Regions from separate parts of the Mus musculus genome. Here all the other regions are linked to region 2. Evidence: chromatin loops called from intact Hi-C (ENCODE). Cell type or tissue: heart. All regions are shown on one strand. Links, peaks and the distances in the headings refer to the core of each region. The heading gives the core; the rest is flanking DNA. Region 1 holds the start of Zmat3 (zinc finger matrin type 3). Region 2 holds the start of Zfp639 (zinc finger protein 639). Region 3 has its middle 10 kb from the start of Actl6a. Region 4 holds the start of Pik3ca (phosphatidylinositol-4,5-bisphosphate 3-kinase catalytic subunit alpha). Region 5 overlaps Pik3ca (phosphatidylinositol-4,5-bisphosphate 3-kinase catalytic subunit alpha). Region 6 has its middle 100 kb from the start of Gm33886. Region 7 overlaps Zmat3 (zinc finger matrin type 3).

The links. Hi-C counts contacts between places; a loop is a spot of excess contacts. Peaks named below come from ENCODE experiments on the same cell type or tissue, not always from the same donor. Only the 100,000 strongest peaks of a DNase experiment are listed, where the experiment ranks them.
Region 1: it touches region 2 in a loop (6-fold over the local background); 8 of 42 quality-filtered maps call a loop at or near these places.
Region 3: it touches region 2 in a loop (5-fold over the local background); 6 of 42 quality-filtered maps call a loop at or near these places.
Region 4: a loop joins it to region 2, with 6 times the contacts of the local background. A loop is called at or near these places in 19 of 42 quality-filtered maps.
Region 5: a loop joins it to region 2, with 4 times the contacts of the local background. A loop is called at or near these places in 13 of 42 quality-filtered maps.
Region 6: it touches region 2 in a loop (7-fold over the local background); 13 of 42 quality-filtered maps call a loop at or near these places.
Region 7: it touches region 2 in a loop (6-fold over the local background); 29 of 42 quality-filtered maps call a loop at or near these places.

The regions. Positions count from the first base shown.
Region 1 is chr3:32,363,662-32,368,143 of GRCm38, forward strand. Zmat3 (zinc finger matrin type 3) reads right to left here and starts at 2,004. Exons shown (of 6, transcript NM_009517.2): 1 at 1,843-2,004. 4930429B21Rik (RIKEN cDNA 4930429B21 gene) reads left to right here and starts at 1,828. Exons shown (of 1, transcript NR_027966.1): 1 at 1,828-3,777. In heart, for the core only: a CTCF peak has its summit at 1,923; a DNase peak (open chromatin) is centred at 2,000; H3K4me3 peaks cover 2,505 bases; H3K27ac peaks cover 1,936 bases; H3K27me3 peaks cover 410 bases.
Region 2 is chr3:32,508,433-32,512,914 of GRCm38, forward strand. It overlaps Zfp639 (zinc finger protein 639), which reads left to right and starts at 2,160. Exons shown (of 7, transcript NM_144519.4): 1 at 2,160-2,300. In heart, for the core only: CTCF peaks have their summits at 437 (motif pointing left) and 1,971; DNase peaks (open chromatin) are centred at 389 and 2,099; H3K4me3 peaks cover 3,035 bases; H3K27ac peaks cover 2,189 bases.
Region 3 is chr3:32,696,040-32,700,521 of GRCm38, forward strand. No RefSeq gene overlaps it. Among named protein-coding and RNA genes, the nearest start is that of Actl6a, 10 kb to the right of the region's middle. In heart, for the core only: CTCF peaks have their summits at 2,374 (motif pointing left) and 2,576; a DNase peak (open chromatin) is centred at 2,372.
Region 4 is chr3:32,394,305-32,398,786 of GRCm38, forward strand. Pik3ca (phosphatidylinositol-4,5-bisphosphate 3-kinase catalytic subunit alpha) reads left to right here and starts at 2,761. Exons shown (of 21, transcript NM_008839.3): 1 at 2,761-3,188. In heart, for the core only: CTCF peaks have their summits at 1,971 and 2,624; DNase peaks (open chromatin) are centred at 2,107, 2,697 and 3,387; H3K4me3 peaks cover 2,585 bases; H3K27ac peaks cover 2,417 bases.
Region 5 is chr3:32,457,577-32,461,576 of GRCm38, forward strand. Pik3ca (phosphatidylinositol-4,5-bisphosphate 3-kinase catalytic subunit alpha) reads left to right here. Exons shown (of 21, transcript NM_008839.3): 18 at 2,286-2,456; 19 at 3,904-4,000. Among named protein-coding and RNA genes, the nearest start is that of Kcnmb3, 32 kb to the right of the region's middle. In heart, for the core only: a CTCF peak has its summit at 2,388 (motif pointing right); no DNase peak of the experiment used is centred there.
Region 6 is chr3:31,788,849-31,793,330 of GRCm38, forward strand. No RefSeq gene overlaps it. Among named protein-coding and RNA genes, the nearest start is that of Gm33886, 100 kb to the left of the region's middle. In heart, for the core only: a CTCF peak has its summit at 1,680 (motif pointing right); no DNase peak of the experiment used is centred there.
Region 7 is chr3:32,331,467-32,335,948 of GRCm38, forward strand. Zmat3 (zinc finger matrin type 3) reads right to left here. Exons shown (of 6, transcript NM_009517.2): 6 at 3,326-4,482. Among named protein-coding and RNA genes, the nearest start is that of Gm42201, 7.4 kb to the left of the region's middle. In heart, for the core only: no CTCF peak of the experiment used is centred there; a DNase peak (open chromatin) is centred at 3,645; H3K27ac peaks cover 410 bases.

The DNA.
Region 1 (4,482 bases), core at 304-4,303, 140 kb before region 2:
GAGAGAATATGCCTCGAAAAAAAAAAAAAAAAAACAAAAACAACAACAACAACAACGAAGTCTAACGTCCATCCTATTAGGAGTATCGTTTAAGCTCTTTTTTTTTTTTGGTCAACAGAATTCGGTGTCTTCGGCTACTGAGCTTCCCTGTCTGTGATGAAGATGTGTAGGCTAGGACACTAACAGTCTTACTAAAATGACTCAAGGACGCTTTAAGAGGGAAAAAAACATTTGTAGACACACAGTGGAGAGGAGCCACTGACTGGGAAGTCATTCAGTTAAGAGTGGTTAGTCTTAATATTTAGCAACACTTTTCATTAATCATAATGGCTAGAAAAGGATAATAATCAACTACCCGTATCTCTGGAAACACAAAGGAAAGTGATACAGATCTGATACATTTAAACAGTAAGTTTCTCTGAAACAATATTATGTCTCCCAACTAAGACATTCAAAGAGCAAAGATGATTAGGGATATTGGAGGCAGGGTAATGAAATCATCTTTTTAAATAGATTAACTACTTAGATAGAACGGACCATGTCATTCTGACCCTAACTTGTCATCCAGATTCTCTGTTAGATCATAGAGAAAGGACAGGGCAGGATATCAAAACATCTGGATATAGAAAATCAGCAATATACATAGAGAACCGAATCAGCATGCTCCCAAGACATGCCTGGGCTTGTTTCTCACATGCTTACTCCCACCTGATGAAACCCCAGCATGCGTGGCCCCAGAATCATGCAGCAGTCCTGCAGAAACAAGGCCCTCCTCCCAGCAGAGGCACAAAAAGGCCTTATTTCAAAGCAAAACACTGGCCGGCCGGGTGGGGTGGGGGTGTTTACAGTGCAGGTTTACCTATTATTACATTTTATGTTCATAATGTTCAAAGAAAGAATAGAGACCTCAAAAATACTGTTAGATTTAATAATCAACATAAGGTTAAAAAAAAAAGCCCTCCCCCAAAAGTCTATAGGTGACAATCACAACAGGTATTACATTTGGGTAAAAATAAATAAATAAATAACTCTAAAAATAAATAAAACCAAAGCTAAGCTTCAGTGAATACACAAGCTGAAATACAGACTCAAAAACATGCTCGGATCCGTTCAAACTGCTGCATTAATTTAAGAGACTAATTTAGAAGCTGTTATAAAAATACTTCTCAGATCTCAAAATCCATCCGATTGGACGTGTGCGATGGCAGACACGAAGGATGCACAGCGCTTGATGTCCTAATTTGGAAGGGAGCTCAGAGACACTAAAGAAAATCACAGCTCCACCATGTACCGGTCTGAGGGAAATGAATGACCACAGCACACGTTTCCACGGTTGGGCTGGGGCCTACTCCTCACCGGCTGTACTGCAAACAACAGCCTCCCCTGAGCAGAAACAGACCCAGGGCAAAGAAGAGAATCCAGGAACAGGTTCCTGGCGTCCGGGTAAAGTAAGGAAGGCTACCCCTGGGTATTCCGGAGAAGAGAAGACAAGAGAAAACCTTACTCAGAGGTCACCAAAACGTGGCAGGCAGAAAAACAGCCCTGGCAGGCTGTTTTACATCACAGAAGAAAGCTTAGAAGGGGAGGAGGCCTTGGCGACCCAGGCTCAGCATCTAGGACTCAAAACTGCGCCCCTGCAGCATCGCCCCCGCGTGTGCCATTCCCGGGCTGGGCAAGCTCACACGCATTCGGGTCCTGCGAGGATGCCGGCCGGGAGCACCGAGTCGCCGAGGCGGCTGTGCGAATGGCTGCGGGATCGGGATCGGTGGCCCGCTGGACGCCGCGGGCGAGGCTGACACGCGCACACGGACGCAACCGAGCGGACTCGAGGACCGCACTCACCGGAACCGGCAGGCCGCAGCCGCCCCGCCACCCCGCGCGCCGCTGCCCGCTCCAAGACCACTTTCTGCGCTCGCCGCCGCCGACCGGCCGCTCCGCTGCTGGAGGCTGATTGTCAAAAGTCGGTCGGAGCGGAGCCACCGGGAAACAGCTGCAGGAAGTGACTGCGGAACCGGGAGGCGGCGGCGGCGGCGGCGGCGGAGGAGGAGGAGGAGGAGGAGGAGGAGGCAGGGCTCCCGGCAGCGCTACTGCGCATGTGCACGGACAAGCGGCTGCTCCCGCAGACCCGGGACGCCGAGCAGGTGCGGAACAGCGACTCGAAAGGGTACCCTACCCTGGCCCTGATGGCTCCTCGGAGCTGCCCCAGCCTACCCTGAAAGCGATGAGGGCAGAAGCTTGGCAGAGCCTGGTAGGAGGGCGGAGGTTCTCCTCTGAGACCTGGAAACTGCACTCCTTGCGCCTCCGCCCAAAGACATTGGAAAGGAGCCCGCTCACCGGCAGGACCCGAAGGACTGCAGAAGTCCCCGGGATACCTTCAAGAGAGGCGCTGGGATGGATTGCAGCCCTAGCTTGTTCTGCCGGCTTGTACCTTCTGCATGTGAATACTTGTATAGTGGCTAGGGGTTTCTCCTTGGATAACATGACACGAATTTTCCATATTACCGGCAGAGTATGGTTTCGCAGCATCAAGTACTTTCACATTGTGTGTGGTTATTGTGTAAACCATAAACTAAAATGCCAAGATCTAAATATGGTGAGCCTCAACTCAGCCTAATAGACTGCCTATTTACACGGGAATGCAAGGCTATGACTGGAGCATGCGCCAACAACCAGGTACGGGCGGGCTTCGCGAATTCGAGGACTGTTCAGCAGACTAGACCAGTGTGCACCCGCCATCGGGAAGAGTAATCCACCGCACAGATGAGTTCAGTGCACGTGCTGTATATGTGAAAATACCAAATGGCTTCATTGTTTTAAAAGCAGCGGGGTAGAAACGCATTTCTCAGCCCTTTGTCAGAACTTTGCCATTCACTCTTGTTAGCTGGGACCATGCTGGGCCCTGGCTGGCCTTTCCCATCTGACAACCCTCATCCTCGTTTTCACCCACATGTCCCGTCTTATAAAATGGCTGGCAAAGGCAACGGAAGAAAATTAATTTTGGCTCGCAGTTTGAGGGTACAGTCCATCACAGCAGGGAAGCCATGAGAGCAAAAGTGGGGCAGCTGGTCACAAATGTCCATAGTCAGGAAACCGGGAGGAGCTGCTCGATTGCTTTCCATCCACGAAGCCGCCCACACTCAGGGTGAGTCTTCCCTCCTCGGTTTCTAATCCAGAAACACTCCTATTGACAGTCTGTACTATCCATCACAGGCCCATAGTCTAGCGTTACCTCTGTGATCTTACACAGCCTGTCCTTGGTGTTAAATGCCTTTCTCCCTGTCCATCCTTGCCCCCTGCAGCCTCTCCTACAAGCAACTTCCATGGCCTCTCGGGCCACTGCATGATAACAATCTCCATTCCTCACATGGGACTTTATTACATATACTACTACCTTAAACTCCCTGAGTGCAGAAAGAGACAGGTCTTGGAGTCTTCCGTTTATATTTTATAGTTTTATGTGTATTTGCATGTTGGAATAAAATCTAAAAGCTGAAAGTAGGGGCCTTACCCGCTAGCTCATACACATACATACACTCGATGTTCCAAATTTGCTGCCCCTGATCCTACAACTTACTTCAAACAGCTCAGGCATTTCCTTCTCTGGCCCAGGAAAAAGCAAGTAATCCCAAGATACTTGTTTCATAGAAATGTAAATCTCATGACAGAGAAAATGGCCCCACAAATTAGAGCTTTTTTTGTGAATCACTGGGTCTTATGAGATTCAGTAGCCCCCCTCAAATAAATAAATAAATAAATTTTTAAAATAAAATAAATGAAAGAAAAAGAAACCGGTCATATTCACCACCTTTACTAAAGGACAAAAACAAATCTCACTGACTTGTGGCTGAAACCTACTTTTGTGATTGTGTGTTGCTGGTCTGTTGACAGAAGGCATACCTCTATGGGACTTGAAGCACATGAGAGGATCAAAATCGATAGTGGAATGTAACATTGTGGCACTGATGTGCTATGGCCCATTCACACAGATTCCAATGGCCAAAGCCACTTTTGTCACTAAACCTTAAGCCAGTGCAGCCATCTCTGCTTTAATAGGCATCTGGCACAATGAGTCATTCCAAAAAAGAATGCAATCTGGGGCCAGCAAGATGGCTGTAGATAAAGTACTTAGCCACTGAGCCTGGTAGCCCCAGTCCCTGCATAATATAATATAAACCAGGTGCAGTGACTTGCTTCAGTAATCCTAGCATCCCTGTGGTGAGATGCAGAGCAGAAACAGGAGAACCCCCCACAAATTCTCAGACCAGCTGGGCTGGGGTATGCACCACAGTAGGAGAAACAAGGGATGCTGCAAGGTGGAAGGTGAGAAGCGACTCCCCAAAACTGTCCTCTGACCTCCACAGCAGGCCTGCATCCTGCATAGAGGACTAGTAACCTTAATAAAATTTTAAGAGTATAACCTGACACAAATATGGGCAGTTAGTCTTGTCGCTTAGAGGTATTGTTATAAACCTCAAGAAAGAC
Region 2 (4,482 bases), core at 160-4,159:
ATGCCTTACAGTTGGATCTCATGGAGGCATTTCCTCAACTGAAGCTCCTTTCTCTGTGATAACTCCAGCTGTGTCAAGTGGACACAAAACTAGCCAGTACAATTCTGTTCTACTATCTATTGTATAACACACATTTCTGTGATCAGGAAAAATTTAAGCTATGACACACCTGTATCAAAAACTTGGGAGGATGGTGGTTAAATATTCCTGTAAAATGTTATCCTAGGGCTTTCAAGATTTTACATAGCTGCACATCTTGCCAGGGAGGGGGAAAGGGGAGCCCTGAAAACAATGATGCATGCTGTCTAAATACCATGACATAGTCTCTCCCCCCTCCCCTTCTAGTGACGCAGGCAAGAGGAGAATTAAGTCAAACTCAAGGGCAAGCCTGAGAAACCCTATAACTGACAGTGATCGCATGGCTCCCCCTTGTGTCCTCTACTAGATTCACAGCGAGAAACCCGTAGCCGCCGGCAGCATCTTTATAAATTCAACAGTCTTCAATCAATCAGGCCCCAATTCCCTATTTTGTACCCGATGCTAAGTATACTAGGAATAAAGAAGGTCTGCGAACCCTCTCTTACTCCTTTTGGGTTACACTGGTGTGCCTGAATATTCATGTCTAAGAGGAGAATGCCTACAGATTATGAGGTCACCAAACTGAATCTCACAAAAAGGCGCTGTCTCTCCAAAGCGCACAGCTGGACTTCCCCAGGCGTGGTGATGGGGTTGGGGGAGGGTGTCAGTGACAACCGGCTGAATACCAGGTGATTGACAGCAAGAACAGGGCGCTGGGCTGGTGAGACACACGAACCGTGGCTGGGACTTTGCAAGTGACTTTGGATATAAGTTACCCCACTCGATTTAGCTATTCACGTACAATTAGTTGAACCTTAAGGGCTTTAGTTACAAAACCGAGAAACACTCACAAATTGTACTGAAACCTCTTTAACTCTCACCCAGATTAGGGGGTTGGGGTGGGGCAGCTCAGTGGATGAGAGCTAGGATTATATTTAAAAATGTTTTAAAATATATATATTTTATTTTTATCTGTATGAGTGTTTTGCCTGAATGTATGTCTGTGCACCACTTGTGTTCCTGGCGCCCATGGAAGCCAGAAGGCTTCAGGCGACCTAGAACTGGATTTACACGTGAGCTCAGACGTGAACCTCATTGTGGGTGTTGGGAATAAAACCTGAATCCCCTAGTGGAAGAGCCAGTTTTCTTAACAGCTGAGCCATCTCTCCAGCCCCTGGACTCCATTCTTAACACTGAAGGAGGAGCGAGAAAGAAAACACACAGCCGCACTCTGGACTGTTGCTTGTAACGCTGAGGGCTCACACCTCAGCACTCACCCTGCCAAGCACAGACAACCACCGAAATCTACTGTCAGCCCGAGGGATAATTCAAAAACAATGTTCACAGTTATTTATGCTCATCTAATTTAATCCTTTGCTTATTGACGGTCAAGGTACGAAAAGGATTTAAATGACAGAATGCAATCCTTTGTGATAACCTCGGTTCACTCCATCAGGTCTTCTTTTTAGGATTTATTTATTTTTGTATTTAGGTGGGGGGATGGGGAGGTGTGTATGCCTGCGGAGGCTTCACATCCCTTGCTGTTGAGTTACAGTAAAGGCGTTTGTGAACTATCATGTGCATGCTTTCTCTAGAAGAGAAATAAAACTCTCTTAACTGGGGGGAGCCATTTTTTCAGCTCTCCCTTCTCTAACTCCACCTCCAATCTCCCAAGACTTCAAGAACCCAGGGTGTGGTCTGAGGACCCATCTCGAGTCACATCGCGTTTTTTCTCGGCCCTGGACTTATCTAGCCCGGATGTTGGGATTTGAGGACAACCACCATGCGTGAAACACTAATGATCCTGAAGACCCTGAGGATCGATCACTGCGGCCTTCCAGGAAACCGATGAGTGGGACAGCGCTGACCTCAGGGGGGAAGGTGGCACGGCCCGGATGTGCCCGTAGGGGACGCTAGACAGCACTGCTAGTCTCTCCTTGTCCTGCTGTTAGGCCCCGCCCTTAGCATGAAGCCACGCCCCCTCCATGCTCAGGCCACGCCCTCATCCTTAGGGTTCCCGCCCCCCGTCCCCCATCTTTACTCTCGCGGCCCGCTGTGGCGCATGCGCGGGGTGACGGGGTGAGTGCTGCTGGGCCTGGCGGGCAGGGAAGGGCAGGGCCGGGGAGGGCGCGGGCGGCTGGGCAGGGCGCGGGCGGTGGCCCGGCAGCCCCCTCCGTCCCATCATCCGGGCGTGTCTCGCCGGAGCTGCGCTGCTACGTGAGGTGAGGGCCGGCCTCCGGGGCCTGCGTGCCAAGCGAGGGCCGCGGGGCGAGCGGGGCCTGCCCGGCCCGGTGCGTGTCGGCCGCTCGGGTGGACTCGGCGGCGGGGGGGCCTATGCCGGCCTGCAGGAGGCTGCTCCCGCGGGAGACGCTGGAGTCCAGCGGGGACCCGGCCCTGAGTCCTCACGGACAGAGGCTCCCAGGAGAGGCCAATCAGACCAGCGCTCTTCGAATTCCTGTAATCTGTGACAGGGACTTGTGTAGCCTAGGCTAGCCGGAAAGGCGTGTGCCACCACGCCGGGCTTCAATTAGAACGGGAAAATTCTCTTTCTGTTTGAAAATGTACGTGCTTATTGCGTGTATGCATGCGCACGTGTGCCATGGCGCAAGTGTAGAGGTCAGAGGACAACTTTCCAAGAGGCTGTTCTTCCCACCTTGCGGGTTCCAGGGAAGACACCCAGGTCGTCTGGCTTAGCTGTAAGCGCCTTCTGAGCCCTGGAAATATTTTTTGTTTGTTTGTTTTAATGGAGGTGAAAAAATAAAGTGTTATAAACGTCTTCAAAACGCAACGACCCAGTCTCAAAAAATTCGGTGCTGGGTGCTGGAGAGAACACCCAGTTGGAGTAGGTTCATGATTGCCTCCAGATCAGACACCATCTCGGACTACACATGCGCGCGAAAACAGCCTTTTAAAAATATGTCTTGGTGCGGGGCAGTGGTGGCGCACACCTTTAAACCCAGCACTTGGGAGGCAGAGGCAGACGGATTTCTGAGTTCAAGGCCAGCCTGATCTACAGAGTGAGTTCCAGGACAGCTGGGCTACACAGAGAAACTCTGTCTCGAAAAAAACAAACAAAAAAAGTGTCTAGGCATTGTGTGAAGACATCCGAGGTTTCATGAGAAACCTTTGAAAAGGTTTGTCTATGGGAAGCACTATTAAGTGTTGTGAAGGTTCCAGGTGCCAAGATGCCTCTGTGTGGGTGATGTGTTTGTTTTGTTTTTAGGACACAAGAGACTTTATGTGTAATCTTGCCTCAGCCTCCTGAGTGCTGGGATGTCAGCTGTGAGCCACTGAGCTCTGCTGTTGATGTGGAAGAGGGCAGTTGGGCCTTTTTAAAATGGGATTTTTTTTTCTGTCTTCAATGTTATCTCAAAAAGTGGAGAGCAAGCCAGTAGTGTTGTATGCCTTTAACAACAAATTGCCTAACCCCAAACATAAATATAAATTCAGAATTAGCACATCCCGTCTATTAATTTTTTTTTCAAACACTATGTACTTCTGGCTGGCCAGGAACTCACTGTGTAGACCAGACTGGTCAAGAACTCAGAGACATCCTCCGTCTCTACCGCCTGAGGGCTGGGGATAAAGGTGTAGGTCTCAATACTCAGTTTCTCCAGACAGGGTTTCTCTGTGTAGCCCTGGCTGTCCTGGAACTTGCTTTGTAGACCAGGCTGGCCTCAAACTCGGAGATCTGCCTGCCCCTGCCTCCCAAGTGCTGGCACTGAAGACATGTGCCACCACTTTAGGCTTAAATTTTTTTTAAATGATAAATTATAAACTATGGATATATCACCACGATATTATCTTTTTTTTTTCCTGAGTGAATGGATTTTAGGTGATTAAATTTCAAATGTCCTGGTTTTCTACAGTGACACCTGTGTATAATTGGGGAAGGATACGTTTCAGATAGTTAACAGTCTTTTTAAAAGGATAACTAGTGAGCATGAGTTTTTATGGTTCACATTTCATTAAGAAGTCAAATTTCTCAAGCTGACAAGATGGCCAGCTCATTTCCCAGTGAGTAAGGTCCCTGCTGCCTGAGGACCTGAGTCCAGTCCTCAGGACTCGCGACATTCCTGTGTCCTGTGGACACTCCCGATGTCTTTATGAAGGCACTTGTGCATACACAAATCCAATTCTATTTGCCTGGGTGAAGGCTGGTTGACAGCTCTTGGTTGTGAGTGGTCTTAAGGAACCTTTGGTGATGTCCAATCCTGAGGAGTCACACTCTCCTCCACCTTCCTCACGTGACAAGACAAATCCAAATGGCAATGTTAAGGACTTGTAATCCCGTGCTTGGTTTCCTTTTCTTACTTTTTTGTTCACGTTCTGAACAACCTGAGATATTCTCTTGACAGTTGTGTTCTACCTATTAGAATATGATAGAATATGGACTATAAGAAA
Region 3 (4,482 bases), core at 196-4,195, 190 kb after region 2:
CATCACTGAGGGAAGGCAGGCTAGGAACTCAAGCAGGGAAGGAATCTTGAGGCAGGAATTGAAACAGAGACCATGGAGAAATGCTGATTGCTGGCTTGTCCCCCATGACTTGCTTAGCCTGCTTTCTTAAAAACCACTTATGACCACTTGAGGTGTGGCACCACCCACAGTGGGCCAGGCCCCTTCTACATTAATTATTGAGAAAATGTCGCTGGGCAGTGGTGGTGAATGCCTTTAATCCTAGCATTTACGAGGCAGAGGCAGGTGGGTTTCTAAGTTGGAGGCCAGCCTGGTCTACAGAGTGAGTTCCAGGACGGCTCGGGCTATACAGAGAAACCCTGTCTCGAACGTTCATCCCCCCCTCCCAAAAAAAAGAAAGTATTCCCATGGGTACACCTACAGGCCAATCTGATGGTAACATTTTTCTAAACCGTGGTTCCCTCTTCTTGATAACTCTACCTTGTGTCAAGAAGAAAACAAACAAACAAACAACAACAACAACAACAACAGATAACCACAATTAGTTAGGACAGGGCCCAGACTGATGAATCTTTTCATCTTGAACTTCCCCATCTGTGGCCCTTTAAGGTACTCTCAGGAGCCTAAGCCAGGTACGTTAGAGCTGTTCCCCGGGGTCTTGGATTCCATGAAAAGGAGTTTAGGCTAGACCCTGGGCAGGATTTGGTGGTGCTCTGGGCTGTGGAACAGCTCCATGACAATGTTGCCACTGATTCACATTAGTGGTACATCAGGGTGGCCCAAGGAGTTACTTTGCAGCATCCACTAATTACATATCGACCCTGCTCCCTACATGGTTATCGTGTCCTGTGTCCCAGGAGCTGCAGCAAATGAGCAAAGGTTTTGGTGTTTTGTTTTTGTGGTGAGAGCGCATAGACACAAACATTCATGTTATCTCACACATGGTTTTCAGTGCTGGTGTTGTCTTTTGAGGACCCCACTGTCTCCACTGCAGAATTGGACTGGTGTATTGTGAAGGAGCCTGCCGTTACCAAATTGTTAGTCCCCCCGGGGGAGAATAGGATCACTACCACACTTTAGAGACAAAATGGAAGGAAGCTTGATTTTATTGGGGTGCACCCAGGAGCTGGCCAGCGGCGACTATCTCTTATATCAGGTTAAAGAGAGCAGGGCATAGTCTATTTCTTGGACCCCTTCTAAGGAGTAGAATCACAATTGGTTTCAAATCAGGTTTACAGAAGAGAGACAATAAAGAAAAAGGAAATATAGAAAAAAAATCTCAAAAAAAATCACCATGTGGTCATCATGTGATTAGGGAAGGCTAAGGGGGGCTAGAATATCCTCAAAAATAAGTCAAGATCATGGCTCGAGGAAACAGACTTTAAAAACAGCAACTCGGCTCTTCTAGTAAATAAAAGCTTATTTTTAACAATACAGCATTATGGCTTCTGTCTTCAAAATGGAGTTAGGCTGGTTCCTCAAAATATCGTTTGCTTCCTCATAATCACTGATCTGTTAGTAAGATGGTTAGCAGAGCCCTTCTTATCCTAATGGCAAGACAGACATGTGTGAATCTGACTCAGTGTTTCAGTCAATATTCTATTGCTGTGAAGAGGCACCACGACCAAGGCAACTCTTACAAAAGAACACACTTAATTGGGACTTGCTTACAGTTTCAGAGGCTTAGTCCATTATTTGCATGGTGGCACGTAGGCAGACATGGTACCTGAGAGATATACAGCCAGATCTGAAGGCAACAGGGAGAGAGAGACACAGGGCCTGGTGTGAGCCTTTGAAACCCCAAAGCCCACCCCCAGTGACACACTTCTTTCAGCAAGGCCACACCTACTCCAGCAAGGGCATACCTCCTAATGCCTGTCTTAGTGCCTCTCCCTAGTGACCAAGTACTCAAATCTATGAGCCTGTGGGGGCCATTCCTATTCAAACCTCCATACCCTGTTTCTGTGTCTGAGAAGTTGAGATTCCAGTTACCTGTAATCTGAGCAGCGCTTGCACAGAAATGTCAGGGAACATAAGATGGTGCTTTCTATCATTCCTCATAATACATATATCTACACTAAAATGTCTATGTTGAAATTTGCCTTTCATAGTCACTTACTTTGTGTATTTTACAGTATGGAGTAATTCTAGGTATACCTATTTTTTAAGAGGAATTTTTTTTTTCTTTTTGGACGGAGATAGTCTTGCAAATTTGTTTCTTAGCGTTTGTATCTAACAGTTGAAGCCTTTCCAACAGTGGATTTAATAAACATGGAGGAAGAGGTCCTTGTGGTTATGTAGTGATAACTGAATTCCTTAATGTGCTTTGACAGGCTTGACTTGAGGAGAACTGGTGTGGTACCATAAGAACAGAAGACCAGCGCCCCCTTGTGTCGAAGCCAGAGGCTGCAGCAGGAACACAGAACATTCTTTATGCTTGGAGTACCAGGCTTTTGAAAGCGCAATGTCTATTGATTTGGACTCCGAGTCAGTCTCTGAGCACCCACTGTTGGGCCAGATGACTTCACTGTGGGACTTCACTGTTTATTGATGTAGTATCTGGGCTTAGGAAGAAATGCTCCAAGTGTGGATAAAGAGAACTGGTTTGCTTTGTCCTCGTACTGCAGAGGAACCAGCTCAGAGGCCCTCACATGCTGGTCATGTGCTCTGCCACTGAGCTGTGCGCCCATCCCAGGCACTTCTAGTTTTGATAAGGTGTGCCAGTGAGAAGGGACAGCCAATAGTCCTGAGGTTTCTTGCTCTTTAATCCTACTAGTATCAGTAACATTGACTGAGGCCTGGGGAAGACTGTAGACAGAAATCAGGCTTTAGGGGAGAAATAGCCATGCAGAAACATCTTGCAGCCTTCAGATAGTCTCCAGGATTCTGTGGTGTGCTGGGAATCAGACCCAATAATTTTATTTTTTTAATTCATTATATAGTAAGTAGTTTTCTAAATTTTAAAGACATATTTTTTTTTGGTATATAGATGCTTTCCCTGCTTGTATGTCTGTGCACCATGTATGTGAAGTGTTGAGGGAGGTCAGAAGGTGTCAGATCCCTAGGATCGGGAGTCTGGATGATCACAAGCCATCTTGTAGGTACTGGGCATTGTCCCTGGGTCTTCTAGAGAGCAACAAGTGCTCTTAAACACTGAACCAATTCTCTAGCCCCAAGTTTTCTAGTATTTAAGAATTAAAAAATACAAGCAGCAGCTGGGAATGGTGGCACACCCCTTTAATACCAGGACTTGGGGCAGGGGCAGGCAAATCTGTGAGTTAGAGGCCAGCTTGATCTATAGTGTAAGTTCCAAGGCAGACAGGCTACACAGAGAAACTCTATTTCCAAATATCAACAACTGACCAACTGACCGACCAACCAACCAACCAACCACCACAAGCTGCCATGATCTAAGTCTCACCTCAAAGGAAGCAATGCCATGACTGTGGAGTGTTCTCTTGGGCTGAACAGTTTTCCTTTAAGAGATTCTTCTAGCAATTCAATACTTTAGGGTCAATAATTTTAGCGTCTTGTTATCTTTTTTTTTTTTAATTAACTGTGGCATCGGAGTGCTTACTAAGCGTGAATGAAGCCTCAGGTCTGATCCCCTGCACAGTGTAAAGCCAGGTGTATCTGTGGTGGTGCCTGTAACAGTAGAACTCTGGAGGCAGAGACAGGAGGATCAGAAATTCAAGGCCATCTTCAGATAGATGGTGAGTTTAAGGCCAGCCTGGGTGTTAAGAGGTCTTGTTTCAAAATAAAGTATAATCAAAGGCTTAGTGTTGGGGCCAGCCAGCAGCTCACATGTCCGGGTTCGAGCCTGGAAGGCATCTTGGAACTGAAAGAAAAGAGAGAGCCTAGGCAGGTTGAGAAATAATGGAACCAAGACAAGTAGTCTGCTCAAGGTTCAAATTTTTAATGGTGGACACGCTTTATAAAAGAGGGAGGAAGTCCATTCCCGCCAATTCATCCTTGGAGCCTGGAACCAGCTGCAGGTGATGATGTGCAGGATAGGGCATAGTCTCCAGAGTAGCTCCGGGGCCTCTCAGCTGGTAGCAGTATCTTGAAGAGGAACAGCGACAGTGGCTCAACAATAGAGTGATCTAGGGAGGAAGGCTCCCCCCTAGATAATCTCCTTAGTGGCAGCAAGGTCAAGTTCTGGCTCAGCCTGCTTCAGGCTTATGGGAGGCTACATCTCCTCCCTGTTATTAATATTTTTAAAAAGCTGGACTGAGGCATAAAATTTATCTATGCTCCATAGTCCTGCCTGGGAATTATGGTGGCTGGCGGCCGTACCTGCCTGAGGATCTCAGATCCTCTCAAACCATCCAATTCCGTCATAGGAAGTTACATGCAGCTAGTTTGTGTTATAATTCACACAAACATGGCTCTGTGGTTTAATATCAACAGCCACGGCCTTTTGGCATGTACCCCCGTCTTAGATTGGTATGATCCGGGATCTGGTTGCCCGTCATTGACTAACTGGCCCTCATAGCGCACCTT
Region 4 (4,482 bases), core at 236-4,235, 110 kb before region 2:
ACGGCACCATTACATACCTGGAGATTGCTCCTCTACAAAGATCTGTCTCCTCATTTATGCTGTACATAACAACCTCGCTGACCATATGGGTTGCTGGTGTGTCTCTATCCAAGCACTCATGCAGTCATTCCAGCTTTATGTTACACCTATCTGTCTTTCTTAATCTCCTGTTGCTCCCAGTCAGGTTTCCAGGATCCAGCTTCAGGAGGCATGGCACAATATCATCTTCAAGAACATTCCCTCAGTGACTTAATTTCCTTTTTCTAGGCTTCACCTCCTAGCAGGTCCAGTACCTCCCCATAACACCAAATTTTAACTTATAGTTTCAAAGGAATCAGCTTATTGTAGCTTTCCCCAAGCCTGGGCAGAACATCATGGAAGTTGGAGTGTAGTAGACTGTTTCTCACTTCTTGGAGCTCAAAGCAGAGAGAGGAAAATATAGGAAGAGACCAGGGCAAGATAGAGCCTTCCCCTAACCTCCCTGATCTACTTCCTCCCCCTGGGCCCTGAATCCCACCACTTCCCTACCACCACCTCCCAACACTGCCATTATACTATGAATCCATCAAAGGATTAATCCATTGATTTTTTTTTCAGAGCCTTCCTGATCTACCTGTCTTGGGAAATGCCACCAGACACACCCAGAGGTGAGTCTCAGCAGTTTCCATAGGTGTTTCTTGATCCAGTGAAATTCATAATCATTGTGAATCATCACCCCAGCAATGGTAGTAAATCCGAAGGCAGGAGAATAATTGTACATGCCTCTAACCCCATACTTGGAAGGCAGAAGCCAAAGGACCACCATTTCAAATTCATCCACAGAAGTACAGAATGTTCAAGGCCAGCAGGAGCTACTAAGACATTGCGTCAAAAAAAAAAAAAAAAAACAAACAAAAAACAACAACAACAAAAAAAAACCCAACCTAGAAACAAATAACTATGGTCATAATTTTAGTGATTTGGCATGAAACAATAGCTTTATTGTGGACATCTCGGCCTCAAAATGCTTAGGATGGTATTAACCAGTTGTGATGTTTCACACCTGTAATCTCAGTACTTGGTCTGATGAAGCAGGAAGACTGTGCTGAGACAGAGGCCAACCCATGGGCTCATGTCTAGATCCTGTCTCAATACATAAGTAAATAAGTTAATTCTAATAAAGGAAGAATTATGGTGAAATTATTTAATTCTGATGCATTTTGGTTTGCTTGCTTCACAGTCTAATAATATAATAATAAGTAACTTTTCTTTTCCTCTAAAGCATTTTTCTTTCAGTATTTTAATGATTCTATCCCACAGATGTGTAACATACTTTAAACATTTAGCAATACTGCAGAAAGAATTCAAGGCTGTAATTCTGTAGTAGGGGACTTGCTAGCATACACAAAGTCCCCAGTTTGGCCCCTAGCTTAAAAAACAAACAAACAAACAAACAAACCCAAAAAACCCAGCTGGGCGTGGTTTTAACCCCAGCACTCGGGAGGCAGAGGCAGACGGATTTCTGAGTTCGAGGCCAGCCTGGTCTACAAAGTGAGTTCCAGGACAGCCAGGGCTACACAGAGAAACCCTGTCTCGAAAAACCAAAAAAAAAAAAAAAAAAAAAAAAAAAAAATTAGAAAGCAAACTATTCCCAGCATAAAATTCCCTGACCAAGTATTATCTATTAATATCACACAGGAAGCACAATTTAAGTAATGATGCTTTTAGGACCTAAGATTAACTATGAAATTCAAGGTTATTTAACTCCTCGACCGGGGATAAGGGTGTTCTGAAACTGCCGGACACGACTAGTTAAATATTTTAAAACTCAGATTCCCTGGAATGTGAGATTAAAACGAGGCCTTAGGGTGGAAAAGAAAGAAAACAGGAAATACAGACAGTCCAGTAAAACACAGAGGAATGAATCCTTAAGACGAGGTTGAGGACGCGTGGCAGTTTTGAGTGTATTTCCTGTCCTCTACACTTTAAAAATTCCAGGGGGCACTAGGCTGCCGGACTTGGCTCTGACTTCGATTCTGGACCTTAGGCTTTTTCAATATGATAAAAGACCCGTAAGGAGAGAAACGCAGGATACCGACTGTCTGTCTGTCCGTCTGTTGCCGCCCCCGCCTCTCGACCAGGCTGGCCTCGAACTCAGGAATTCAGAGATCCGGCAGCCTCCTGAGTGGTGGGATTACTGGGGTTGCATCGTTTAAAAGTCAACATATCTCATTCCTTGCAACCAAAACCTTAGGCAGTACCTCACCACGTTGAATCGTACTTAAAGCCAGCATAACTATTTTGAAGCCTCAAAAATGAAAAAGTAACACAGCTTCTATAGCTGGGATACAAGGAAAACAGACTGGACATAGCCAAAGACCTCTAAAGACTGCAGAGGGCTATCGGAGTGGGTTACAATTTAAACCAGTGTTTGCAAAAGACTTCTTCCTGAAATCCGCATCCAATTTGGGAGAGCCACCCTTCATCTTGCCCTCCTTTCGTTTCCTCTTTGGGCATCCCTCGCTCCCGACTTTCCTGTCTGCTTCTCCCAAGACAGACTGCCGCTGGAAGAAGCTAATAGGTTTGACACGTCCGCCGTCCCAGGATGACACCACCGCCTGAGCTACGACTGCAGCGCTGACTCGCACTGCCACTCGGGGCGGAAGAGCAGGACGCAGGCGCAGTGAGTCACTGTTCCCGAACTTGCCCATTGCCCGGCCTCTTCTCCGCCTCACTTCCGGTCTTTGCAGCCCTGTTTCCGGGGCGTTGCAAGTTCGGCCCCTCCTCAGCTCTCACCCTCCTCTGCCCCAGGAGGGGGGAGCCGAGGGGGTGGGGAAGAGTTCGTTGTTTGTTTACACGATGTGAGCGGAAAGAGAGACCAATAAAGTTTATTCTGGAAACAAAAGGAAAAAGAGCCCGGGCGCCGGCGAGCGGAGCCGGGGGTGGGGGCGTGCGGCGGGGCCGGCGCCGAGCGGAGAGAGCGTTCGAGCGAGCGGCAGTTCCGGTGCCGCGGCGGCCGAGGCTGGGGCTGGGGCGGCCGGCGAGGCAGCGCTCGGGCCCGGCCGGGCCGCTCCGCAGCGGCGGGGGAGAGGGCCCGGGAGGCGGGCGCCGCGCCGCCCGCTGTCCTCTCCCTCGGCGCCGCCGCCGCCGCCGCCCGCGGGGCCGGGACCCGATGCGGCGGGAGCCGCGCAGCCTAGAGAAGCCGGAGCGTGAGTAGATGGCAGGGAGGGCGGGCTCCGGGCGGGCGGGCGGGCGGGCTCCCGGCCCCTCTCCTCGTACCCGGCCTCCGCCCGGTCCTCCTCCATCGCGCGATCGCAGCGAGGCCGGGAAGGGCACGCAGGGCCGCACGCCCCGGGGTCGGGTGTTGGCGAGCCCCGCCGCCCTCACTCTCGCCGGGCCTTCCTTTCCGGAGCCGGGTGTCGGCTCGCGGGCGCTCGTCTTCTCCGTGCCTCCCCTGCGATCCAGGGACCGTGCGGCCTCTTCTGCCGCTCGCGGACGGTGTCAGCCTCCGCTCTACGTGGGTAGATGGAAGACCAGCGGAGGGCTTGTGCAGCCTGCGTCTGTGGGGGACAGAGTAGACTGCAGCCCAAAGCTCGTGCCTCCACTGCGCCTTTGTGCACACGCGGGGCGTGGGCTCGCGGGACCCTGGGGAAACCGGCTTGGGTAGATAGAGCCCAGGTAGCTCCGGTCTGGCCGTTGCCACTGCAACTTTTGAATCACTTTAGACCATATTGGAAGCTAGCCTCTCTTGGTATTTGTTGACATCGTGTGATGTCGAATCTCTTGTGTTTAATGATGCGTTGTAAGAAAAGTCCTGGGCCAAGAAAAATAAAAATAAAAGATACTGTGTTGCTAAATTAATTTGGACAAATCAAAACACGGTGTTTTGATTAGTGGGCTCCCACTGCAACTGCAATCCAAGAATCTACCACCGTGTCTGTGAATTCAAGTTGTAAGGTATTTTTGTTTCAAACTAAAGCGTCGGGTTCTGGTTGACAGCGTAGATCACGGTATAAATAAACATCACGTGTTCTGGAAATTTTTAATTACCAGATTAACTGTTCTGCAGTATCTGTCAAAATTATCTGAAAGGGTACTGTTGGTTTGGTGTTTGGTTTTGTTTTTTGGGTTTGGGTTTTGTTGACTTAGGGTTTTGGGTTTTTTTTTTGTTTTTTTGTTTTTTTCCACCTCGTGTTGTGGGACTTTTTAAAGGGAGACAATAGGAAATATGTAGTCATCCATATTTTTTTTTAAATCGTTCATTTTTCAAAATAAGCAAAATAGGCAAGTACACATTTAAAAAAAATTGCAGAACGAGTGATTGAAGCAAATGTTACCACATCAGAATAGTAAAATCATCAGAAGGGAAATAAGGAACAAATGTTGCTATTTTATTGGTGACAGAGTATAATGCTTGAAAGCAAGCCTGCTCAAGTGGAAGGAGTTGAAAGATGAATACACAGATACAAAAACATTGAGCTTATCTAAGGTTTTTAAACTTTC
Region 5 (4,000 bases), core at 1-4,000, 51 kb before region 2:
ATCTTAAAAAGTCCAGGGCCATCCCAGATATAGCAAACTCCTGTTCCAAAAATACCAAAATTTAACATCTAACGGTCAAGCCATAATTCAGTTAGGCTATTTGACAGGTGTTTTCTTTGAAAGTAAACCTCCTTCGTGTGTCGTTTAAAGGAAAACAGCTATGGCAGTTTTGTTGCCAGTAATAAAATTTGAATTTCTGAGGGAATATTAGAATTGTGAAAACACTATTCCCCAAACTATAGTCCAGCTTGAACTTTCTAAATGCGATTGGTGCTAGCATCTATACTTGTGGCCAGGCATGATGTGCACATCTGTAATCCCATACCTGAGACGGAGGCAGGAGGATTCTGGTCAGGAGGTGAAGGTGGTTACCAGGCTAGCCAGGGCTGCATATCAAGACCAAATCAAAAAAATATATATTTTATCTTTTATTATGTCATAATAAAAAGTAAGTTTAGAAAATTTATAAAACTCACAAGGCAGACTATCTTCTAAATGAGTAGTATAGGGACCCATAATGTCCTTAATGTTAAAACCTACAACACACGTCAATTTAGATGTAGCCATCAAGTTTATTGATACAGTTTTATAGTTCACATTGCAACTCAAATATCTTATTAGACTATAGAATAGTATCAAGGAAAACCATCACATAATCCTTCCTTTTCCTGGCTACCTGTGTATACATGCTTCTTCATGTACTTCGTTTAAACGAAGTATGATATCATATACCTGTGAGCCATGCACTAGGGAAGCTGAGATAGAAACATCTTAGAAAAATAAAACAACCATCCACATCGACCTGCTCATGTGCACCAGTGCTTAACTACGGGATGCTCTTGCGGAGGACCCAGAGTTGGCTTCCAGCACCCAAGTGGCAGCATGTAAACTCATGTAAACGGGCGCATGCATAGACAAAAAATAATCGATGAGTGAATTAATCACTTTTTAAAATACAGTTGGTCAGCAGACCCAGACAAAAACACGTTTTGAAAGAATGTGGAAGTCAGTCTTCTCACTTTTTTTGTTTTGGGGGGGTTTTAACTTTTTATTCTGTTTTATGTATATGAGTATTTGCTGCATGTATGTATGAATACCTACCACATGCATGCCTGGTGCCAATGGAGGTCTGTCTTAGTTAGGGTTCCCACTGCTGAGAAGAGACACCATGATCAAGGCAACTCTTATAAGAACAACATTTAATTAGGTCAGGCTTACAGGTTCAGAGGTCCAGTCTGTTATCATCAAGGCAGGAAGCATGGCAGCATCCAGACAGACATGGTAGCTGAGAGTTCTACATCTTGTTCCAAAGGCAAACAGGAGAAGACTTGGCTTCTAGGCAACTAGGAGAAGAGTCTCAGAGCCCACCCCGAAGTGACACATTCCTCTAACGAGGCCACACCTCCTAATAGTGCCAGTCCCTGGCCCAAACATATTCTAACCACCACAAGGCAGAAAGATCCCCAAGAATTGGATTACAGAAGACTGTGAGCTACCATATGGGTGCTGGGAACCAAACCTGGGTCATCTGGAAGAGCAGGCAACGCTTTTAACCATCTGTCTATCCAGTCCCCGTCAGAGCTTTATTTAATACAGATGGTTTTGTTCCGTACAAAATGGCACCTTAACAGACCATGATTTGATTTTAGATGGGCTCATTTTTAGGAATAGTTTTGTCAGTATAAAAAAGTAAAGAGTATGTTAAGACAAAGGTCATTTGTGTGATAAACTTAACTAATTGAATGTAGAGATTCTGAGATGCTGAGAAGAGACACCATGATCAAGGCAACTCTTATAAGAACAACATTTAATTAGGTCAGGCTTACAGGTTCAGAGGTCCAGTCTGTTATCATCAAGGCAGGAAGCATATATATATATTTTCAGATTTACAAGACATGAACAACGATGACAGCAGTAGGCATGCTAATGAGGTAGAGGGAATCACCTGAGGCCACAACCCTAGACAGAGACTGCAGGCAACTAAGAAATGCTGAAAGTGGGAGACAATGTCCCCAGATGGAAGAGCCCCTAGATTGTCCAATCCCAAGTGGTCTGCCCTGAAAACATGTATACAAGTAACATTATATTATATGGACTGTATTAAACATATTCAGGAAGACGGTGCGTAAGTACCAACAAGGAAGTAAAGGTCTGTGAGTTTGAGATCGAGCAACAGAATGTGCATGCAAATGACTAAAGGGGACAGTAGGAGGATGGTGTGATTATATTTTTATTTTAATTAAAAGTATTTGCTGTTTTAAGATTCTGCCTTTGTCAATTTCCAGCATGCTACCTTATGGCTGTCTATCCATTGGGGACTGTGTGGGTCTCATCGAGGTGGTGAGAAACTCTCACACCATCATGCAAATCCAGTGCAAAGGAGGCCTGAAGGGGGCGCTGCAGTTCAACAGCCACACACTGCATCAATGGCTCAAGGACAAGAACAAGGGCGAGATGTGAGTTTGCTCCCGTGCTCCTGGGGATGCTAGTGGTTCACCACTGAGCTCAAGAGAAATAGACTGAACTTTGAAACATTGGAGGTTATTGTGAGTGAACAAGAATTGCTTTGGTGGACCCTGATCAATCACCTTGTGTCTCTTATTCTCTTTCTTTTAATTCTTATAAACAAAATGAACATGTGTACCAGTTAGAAAAACCCGACTCGGTTCCCAGTCCCTGCGCGGGTCCCTCACAATCACCTGTACCTTTAGCTCCCGGGAACCTGATGCCCTGTTCTGGCCTCACAGTGCCTGTACTCAGCCGCACATGCCCATACATAGCTATATCATTAGAAGGAAAAAGAAATCTCTTTCTAAAGTAACATTATACATTCGAATCTTTACTCCTAGTTTGTTTTTCAAAATGATATTTTAGAAATTAATTTTCAAAGCTATCAGTGGTGGCATATGCCTTTAATCCCATTACTTAGCAAGTGGGTTTTCAGTTCCAGACCAGCCTAAGCTACATAGAAAAACAGAGGCAGAGGCAGGCAGATGTTTCTTGAGTTTGAAGCCAGCCTAGTATACATAGTGGTTTCCAGGCTAGCAGGGGCTATATGTAGTGAGACCTTATCTTTATATTTTTTTTTAATCATTTTCTCCTGGGTATTTGGCTTATTCCAGCACTCAAGTGGCTAACCCAGGAGGGTTTCTGTGAGTTTCAGGTTGCCTGGGATGTATTGTAAGAAACACTGGGGACTATAGAGCTATACAGATAATTTGGCTGATGGAAGTACTACTGCACACATGTGAAGACCAAAGCTCAATCTCTGACACCCTTAAAAGCCTCATGGTGTATGCTCAAAGCAAGGAGCCTGAACAGTTCCATCTTAGGGGCTGGCTTGCCCACAGTACAGTCAGTGGTGAGCCCCAGGTCAGTGAGAGACCTTGTCTCAAAAATTACACAGTGAGATGCTGAGGAATTGGCTTAGTTGTTAAAAACACTTGCTGTTCTTCCAGAGGACTTAGATTTGCTTCCTGGCACCATATCTGAGAGTTTTAACTGCCTGTCTCTAGCTCCATGGGGCCACACACGCTCTTGGGCCTCCACAGGTGTGTTTCCATTCACACACAAAAAAAACACATAAGTAAAAACAAATCCTTAAAGGAATAAGAGAATGCTAGAAGACAGCGAGTGCTAACTCCTGGCCTTCACACACTGCAGCTACATATCCCATGGAGAAAGAGACCATGATGGATGTTTCTTTTATTCTGATAAGAATTACGCTTAGATTCCAAGGAACATCTGAAAAGTCCTTTGAGACTAAGAGTCTCCGAACTTCTCGGCTCTTCAGACATACTTTTTTTCCTGATATTAATGAGAAATGTCAGCCGTATTTCCCCAGTTTGGCCGCAGCCACTCCGTTTCCATAGCACATATGAGGTGTGTATTTCCTTGCTGTAGATATGATGCAGCCATTGACCTGTTCACTCGGTCCTGCGCTGGGTACTGCGTGGCAACCTTTATCTTGGGAATTGGAGACCGGCACAACAGCAACATC
Region 6 (4,482 bases), core at 162-4,161, 720 kb before region 2:
ATTCTCCAACGTATAACCAGAACACATGCTCCACTATGTTCAGAGCAGCCTTATTCATAATAGCCAGGAGCTGGAAAGAACCCAGATGTCCTTCAACAGAGGAATGGATACAGCAAATATGGTACATTTACACAATGGAATACTACTCCACTATTAAAAACAATGAATTCATGAAATTCTTAGGCAAATGGATAGAACTAGAAAATATCATCCTGAGTGAGGTAACCCATTTGCCAAAGAACACACATGGTATGCACTCACTGATAAGTGGATATTAGCCCAAAAGCTCCAAATAATCAAGATACTATTCACAGATTATAAGAAGTTCAATAAGAAGGAAAACCAAAGTGTGGGTGCTCAGTCTTTCTTAGAAGGAGAACAAAATACTCACAGGAGCAATTATGGAGCTAAAGTGTAGAAAAGAGACTACAGGATTGGCCGTCCAGAGGCTTTCCCGAGATCCATCCCATATACAGTTACCAAACCTAGACACTATTGTGGATGCCAAGAAGTGCATGCTGGAAGGAGCCTGATATGATTGTCTCCTGAGAGGCCCTGCCAGAGCCTGACAAATGCAGAGAGGTGCAGGCTCACAGCCAACCATTGGACTGAGCCAGTGTCCCCAATAGAGGAATTAGAGAGAAAGGAATAAAGGAGTTGATTTGGTTTGCAATCCCAGGAAGAAAAACAATATCAACCAACCAGAACCCCCCCCCACCCCTCTCAGAGATCCCAGGGACTAAGCCATAAACAAAGGAGTACACATGACTCCAGCTGCATATGTAGCAGAGGATGGCCTTGTCATGCATCAGTGGGAGGAGAGGTCCTTGGTCCTATGAAGGCTTGATAGATGCCCCAGTGTAGAGGAATTGAGGGCAGGGAGGTGGTTTGGGGTGGGTGGGTGGAAGAAAACTCTCATAGAAGCAGGGGGAGGTAGGATGGGATAGGCTGAAACCAGGAAAAGAGATAATATTTGAAATGTAAGTAAAGAAAATATCCAATAAAAACTAAAAAAATAAAGATTGAGTTTTTAGGAAAGGGAGCATGGTGGCAGCAGTTGCAATAAAGGCAATTTTTAGGAAGTAGTTTATATCTGCTAGCAAAGAATTTATATTAAGTTGGTAGATATAGTATGCATAAAAATATTTAGCAAAGGTCATCAGACAGGCCTGTGCTTATGAGGACCATGAGCCTGCCTAACCCTCAGCTTCTGCCGCCTGGAAACATTAAAGATTTTCCAGCAAAGACTTCTAGCTTTTCAGTGAGCACTGGCCCTTCTTATCCATTTGTAGCCATTAATAGCCTTTATTCCCATTGAGGCCTATTGGTGATGGGAAGTTCTCAGAGAGTTGGTCATTGACTACACAACTGGACCGATACTACAGTGAAGCAGAAAGAAAACAGCCTTTGATTTGGAAATTGGTTAATTTAACAATCTGAGCAGAACCTAGAAAGTATAAATTAATATTTTTGTCTGGGCAAACACTAAAAGCAAGTGAATAATAAAAGTAAATTTAAATCAAATTCTGAAGTAAGTTCCCCCAAGGCTTTAAAAATTCAGTTAACTGTCCTTTGCTTTGCTTGTTTCTCTGTAATTTAAATTGCCAGTACACCTGCTTAGATGTAACCACTGTACAGAGAACAGAGAATAAGCTCACAATTACTGGAAATGTCCACAAGGTGTCAGCCTTGGGCCAAAAATGATAAACCTAACACTTAAAGGTGGTTTAAATTTTTTAAACTGAAGCTTTTTAAAATTTACTTTTTTGTGTATTCACTTTACATGCAGATCGTACCCCTCCCGATTCCTCCTCTCCTGCAATCCCGCCCTTACAAATTCCTCCTCCTCCTCCCCCATTACTCCCTCCCATTCTCCTCAGAGAAGGGGAAGCACCCGTGGGTACCACCCCACCTGGGACATCTAGTTGCCATAGGCCCTAGTTCCTCCTCTCCCATTAACATCCCCTCCCCCCAGGTAGTCCATCTAGGAGAAAGGATCCAATGCCAGGAACTGACTCAGAGACAGGTCCCTCTCCAATTGTTAGGGGACCCACATGAAGACCAGGCTGCACATCTGTTAGAAATGTGTAAGGTGACTAGGTCCAGCCCCTGAATGCTCTTTGGTTGATGGTTCAGTCTCTGTGAGCCCCTACGGGCCCAGATTAGTTGACTCTTTAGGCTTTCTGTGGTGTCTTTGATCCCACCAGCTCACTCAATTCTATCTCCCACTATTACAAGATTCCCCAAGCACCGCTTGATGTTTGCCTGTGGGCCTCTGCATCTGCTTTCAGGAGACGGTTCTGTTAGGCTTCTGTCTGTAAGCCCAGCAAAATATCATTAACCATGTCATGGATTGGCTGTCTTACAAGGGATTGTGTTTCAAGTTGGGCCAGTCATTGGCTGGCCCTCAATCTCTGCTTCATCTTTAGATCTGCGCATCTTATAGGCAGGACACAGTTTGGGTTAAAGGTTTTGTGGGTGGATTGATGCCCTGCTCCCCCCACTGTAAGTCCCACCTGGCTATAGGAAGTGGCCACTTCAATCTCCATATTCCCCCACTGCTAGAAGTCTCAGCCAGGGTCACTCCCATAGAGTCCCAGGAACCTCCCCCATCCCAGGTCTCTAGCTACTCCCAGAGATGCCCCAATCTGTTGCCACTCTCATTCCCAGACTTCTCCCACAGTCCCACCCCACACCTGATCATCATCCCAGTTACCGTACTCACCCCCTCTTCCACCCGTTTCCCTCTCTCCATCTACCACCAATGACTATTTTTTGTTTCCCCTTCAGAGTAAGATTCACATATCCTCCCTTGGGACCTCCTTATTAGTTGGTTTCTTTGGGTCTGTGAATTGTAGCATGGTTATCCTGTACCTTATGTTTAATGTCCAGTTTTGTACTTTCTGGGTTTGGGGTCCTTGCTCAGGATAATATTTTCCAATTCCATCCATTTGCCTGAATATTTTCACAATGCCTTTGTTTTTAATAGCTGAATAGAATTCCATTGTGTAATCATACGACATTTTCTTTATGCATTCTTCAGTTAAGGGACATCTAGTTGTTTCTAGTTTCTGGCTATTATAAACAAAGCTGCTATGATCATAGTTGAACAAGTATCCTCGTGGTACGGTGATACATTTTGGGGGGTATATGCCCAAGAGTTCTATAGCTGGGTCTTAGGTAGAACTACTCCAAATTTTCTGAGAAACGGACAAATTGATTTCCAAAGAAGTTGTACCTGTTTGCACCCCACCAGCAATGGAGGAGTATTCACCTTTCATCACATCCTCACCAGCATGTGGTTTTGAGTCACTTGAATCTTTGTATTACCATTCTGATGAGTATAAGATGAAATCTCAGTGACATTTTGATTTACATTTCCCTGATGACTAAGAATGTTGGCTCTTTCTAAGTTGCCATCTTGGCTTTCTGGGTTTTTGATCTATAGTAATGTTGTCCTTCTATATGTTGAGTTACTGGTAGCTGAACCTTAAGCAAAGATCCTCTCTGTCTTTGCACCATGTACTGAACATGACTTTTCTGACTTGGGGCTGGGTGCAGTACCTAGCATGAGGATGTACATCTCTAGCTCTGAAATTTTCCTCTTACACTTTAAGGGTGGCAAACCCCATTCTTGTTTGTGTAGGGTTATCTGGGTCTAGCAATGAAAGGCCAGAATCCAAGGAAACTCTTTAGGCACAGACCAGTTCAGATGGTAAATGTGAGTACAGCACTGAGTACAAGATCTATAATAACAGAGAAGTACATCTCTGCCCCTGACTCTCAGCACGTTTCTTGAGAAGGAAATTAGGTTAATTGAGAAGGGGGAGGCTACCCTAAATATGGGTAGCACTGCTCAGTGAAATGGGTGAATAAAAAGGAGACAACTAGCTAAGCAATAGCATTCATCTCTCCCTGCTTTCTGACCATAGATGTGATGTAACCAGCTACCTCATGCCACTGCCATCATGCCTTCTCCACCATGATGGACTGTACCCACAAACTGTGTGCCAAAATAAAGCATCTATTCTATTCCTTTGTTCCTTATGTCAGGTGTTTATTTCACCCCAGAAAGAGAAAAGTAGCTCACACAGTGAACCACCATAAGTTCACGTTCTAACCATTCAATCTTGACTAAGGTTTCTAAACCCTCAATGCACGGGAAGGGAACATAAGAAAACAGCCACTAAACAAAGTGCATGTACAGTGCCTGGTACGGAGTGATAATTCCTGATAATAACTACCCTGTGGCCTCTTAGCATTTAATACCCCCATGACATCCAGAGCTTCTAGAACTGTGCTTCCTTTCTGCCACTCCTTTCCAAGAAAGAAAACATACATCACTAAGCCCAAGACCGAATCCTGGCACAACTCCCAAATTCTATCTACCCTTGCTTTTCTTATACTGCTTGTTTCTACATAGTCAGGGCTTTAACTGGGGGGGGGGGGGGGGGGGGCTTCTGCGAATGGTTCATAAGCAGC
Region 7 (4,482 bases), core at 202-4,201, 180 kb before region 2:
ATGCTGTGTTAAGCCACTGACCCCACATGTCAGGTGGTGGACAAGGGGCAGCCCAACTCCCAGGTTCTTGGTCTCTGGCATCCCACACTGGATACGGCAGAGGAGCTGAGAACAGAATAGGGGCCCTGGGGATGAAGGGAGGAGAGGGCAGGTGGCGCTGGATGGTTCCCATCGGTGAGAGTCCTTGGTCAGGTCCATGGCTGGAGCACAGGATGGCCTTCTGGCAGGTTAGACTCGGCTCATTAGGAGAAAGCCCATCCCATCATTCAAGCATGGCAGGCCTTGATGATCAAAGATGGTCGATGGTTTTAGAGCTTTATTGTAGAAAGACAGGGAGAAAGGAGAGAAGGTAGAAAGAGAGAGGCTGGCCATGGCCACGTGGAGAGAGGGGGTAAAGGATAAAGAGAAGGAGGGCTAGAGAATAAGAAAGGTGAGAGCTTAAGAGAGCGAGGAGGGGCCAAGCAGCCCCTCTTATAGTGGGCTGGGCTATCTTGTAGTTGCCAGGTAACTGTAGGGGGGGGAGGGGAGCATACCTGGCTATAGTCAGGTAACTGTGGGGGTGGAGTCTAGCCAGAATGTCAGAAGCTTGGGACATTACCTGACTGGTAGTCACAGAATTATGGACAGGCACCTGATTCTGGGAATGTGGCTCCACTTTCCATCCCTAGTAGATTTCTCTATTGGGTCACCTGAGCAAGCCCTATTCAACCAAAATAGGCTGCCTATCACAGTCCCACAGACTTATATATACCTTCATACACTCATATGCTTAGAACTGTCATTTATAATAGCCAAGGGTAAACAGAAGGAACCAAAATGCCCACTGATGGATGATGGGTAAGCTCTATGTACCTCTACATGCAACGGAGTACTATGAAGGCAATTTTGGCATGTAGTCCAGTGCTGAGAGAACCTTATGCTTAGAGAAGTAAGACGAATAAGGCAGGGAGCGACAGACTTCCCCTGCTGTAAGACTCCTCAGGTAGTCAGCTTCATAAGCTCAGAGGGCAGAATGGTGGCCACCAGGCCCTGGGGAGGGGAAAACGGAAGGTCGTGCTTGATGACGTTTCAGACTGGGCAGATGAGAACCACTGAGGGGCGGGATGGTGGTCATGGCTACACAACAAAGTAAGCGGATCTGATGCCACCTTAAAAATGATTACAGCAACCCATTCTTTTATGCACGAGTTACTCACTTAAGTCCTTAACTTTAAAAGTCAGAATAATTCCCCAAACTAAAAAAATGGGTTATCATGTAAGAGAATACACACTCAAAGGTCAAGCCACACTGCTGGCTGTTTGTCATGACACACTGGTGTCACCAAAAAGGGCAAACAGACCAGCTCCAGAAACTAAAGAACTAGAGTAACTGACAGCTCAAGGGATGGGAAAACAGCTTAAGGGATGGGAAAACAGAGTGAGTTCAGGATCTAGCTTGTCAAAAAGATAAAAGAGAAAGTCATTTTTAAGATACTCCTCTAAATGACCTACAGTACAAAGGAAGGGATGGAAGGAACTCTCGACCAGGCCGGCCTCGAGACAGTGAGCACTGGGCATTAGCACCAGCCTTTTCCAAATGTCCTGTCTCCTGAGCTGCAACTCACTGTACAGAAACTATTCTGCCCCTGCCCCAAACACATCACATTCAGGAAAAGCTTAGAGCTTCAAACTTGGTTTTTATGCTGTCCCAGTGACTCACTCTCACACGCTGTGCCTTTATTTCATTGTTTTTCTCACTTCCCCAGTCTTTTTTTTTTTTTTTTTTTTTTTTGAGGATCTAATTCCTTGCTCCCGGTGTAGAGACTTGCACTTACGATCACTTCATTCTCAGGTCTGTTCTTCTTGTCCACATGCAGCAAAATGTGGAGTGAGGGGGTTGTCTGGTTTGGTTTTTAAATAAAACAGGCATTCTGAAAGAACTGTATTTGTTTAAAATAAAATAGGCATTCGCCACAATAATTACTCTAGCAGCTTTATCAAGGGAAACATTCACCAATAGTTATTGAAGACACTATGTCTGAATTTTCAAATGAACCTATGTTTTGCTGCACTTACCAGTAAAACGCATATCCTCCACATTTTCTTAAACCTAAATCCTGACTTTAAGCTCCTCACAATGGCTAGATGCAAGCTTTGAAGAGTCCACACGGTGGCGCTAAATACCTATGGGCCAAGTCTATAACCCAGTGAACTGTTATGAAAATCAGAGCAAAGGAGCCTCTGGCAAACAAGGATTAGATAATGAAGCTAATATGAAAGCCATCTTGTTCTTGTCTGGAGGGAAGGCTGCCGTCCAAAATACATTTGAAGTTCTAATTACATACCTAAAAACCCAAATGGCAAGCCTAACTTACCAGCTTCTCTCTCTTCCAAAGGCAGGTCTACCTCTGGTCGCAGAGGTAGATTCCAGGGCCAGGTACATTCCAGGGCCAAGTACACATCTCATGTATGTTAGGGGGTTACACGTGTGTTAGACACATTTATATTAAGATTTTTTGTCTCGGTCCTATTAACACTCTCATTGCACTGCAATAAACTGTCTTCATTTCTAAGTTCTCAATAGTTTGAGTATCCCACAAATAGGATAAATTTTTGTGCCCTGAGCTCAAAAGACAAGTCTTAAAGCTCTTCACAAACACTGGGTGCGGCCTTCACACTCTCCTATCAGGTCACCAGTGGCCTGGGAATGTCCGGTGTGGTCTTACAGGCAGCTGTGAGGCATAGGCTGGGGCATGACCTTGGACTGAGGGCCAAGGTCCCCATCTGGGAAAACCTAGAGCAAGGAAACCTGCAAGGCTCCTGGGACTTAGGCACCTCTGATGGCCCTCCTCATCCCATCTTAAAACTTACAACCTACTTTTCAAACAGACATTTAAATTCAAAGCATGATGCATGCACTCCACAGCACTCCAAAGACTCTGTGAGGACTGCATTCCAGTGACTATGTCCATAACCCCATTTCATAGGTGGAATGCCCAAGAGATGAGTGAGCGTCTGCTCTCTGATGTGTTTCTTTCCAGGAGCAGGAGTTGTCATTCTTCTGGGTTCATTCTCTCAGAATTTGAAGAGAACATAAATATCAGAAGGTATCACAAAACAGAATACACCCCGGTCCCAGGTTAGCTGGGAAGGAAGAGTCGGAGGTGGATGGGTAGCTAGGCCAACTCCACAGCAAGTCCTCAAATTCAGTATTCTAAGCCTTGGAAAGCACACAGTAGACCACATACCGCTGTGAACTGGGAGCGCACATCCCACCTGAAGTATGGGGATGACAGCTGGGTGCTAATCACTGATGCTAACTTCCTCCCGACTCAGAACCGAACGCTTTTGAGACAAGACTCAGAAACTGTTTTATTGAACTGAACACAAAAAGCCCGTTACAATGTCATCAAGCCTTTATCAGAAATCAGTACATACATGAGAATACACAGCCAAGATGAGCCAACGTAAGTGGTCTAAGCTTAAATAACATTCAGACTTCTGTATTTATTAGGCTGAAGGAAATAAAAACCAAAAGAGCAATTTCAATTTCACAATTCACAGTTGATTGGTTTGAATCCTGTGACGTCAGTCAGCTCTGTAGCCCCAGAACATAGACTGGCCCACTGCCCGGTGGCCTGCTCAGACACTCAACGGCCAAGTGACAAGTGGGGAGCGTGATATGACACAGCCCCACTTTCCGGTTTGGACTGGCATTTCTTAGCTGCGTTCTTTCTAGTGAAACAGCAAAAGCACATTTTCGGTTTGCCACACTGATCACGTGAAAGGTTCACATTCTCTCGGCTTCCTGCTTCACTTCTAACTTAAGACAATAACTGAATTAAAACGCACCCTTGACACTGAAAGCAAGATCAGCTTTGCTTCTGGATCAAGAGCACATACCCCAGAGAGGACATGTATGTCTCAGCAGACAGCTGGGATGCTTGACAGAGTAGCCTGGCATACCCAATAAGGCATTTCGAAGGCAACACACAAAACCCATGCCAGGTCACTACAGTTGACTGGGGGTGGGGGGTGGGGGGCCACAGGTGAGCAGAGTCAACGTGAGACTTACAAAGTGACACACTGGCTTACAGAACCTTTGGTGGGTGATCAGATACTGAAAGAAGGCAGAACAACGACCAGCCACGTCCAGGAGGGTTTGCTCCCGAGAGGGCTTTGCCCTGCCTAAGACAGTATCGCTCACCCTGACTTATGGAGTCATTTCTTAAAACCAACAAAAAAAGCATCAGGTAGAGAGTGCATGAGAGGGGTCAGTGATGGAGAACACCATTTTCACGAAGGGGTGGGGGGAGGGGGGGTCACGTGACCACTTACGTAGCCAGAGTGGTCATAAAAGCCATTTAAAGACAAAAACAATCAGACAGACCCTGCATGAGTTGGTGCTCAACAGTGCAGTGAGATTTTAGCAATTGCTTTGGACTCAATTAGAACTACAATTTATATAGCTTGGCATGGTGGTACATGCCTGTAATCCCAGCA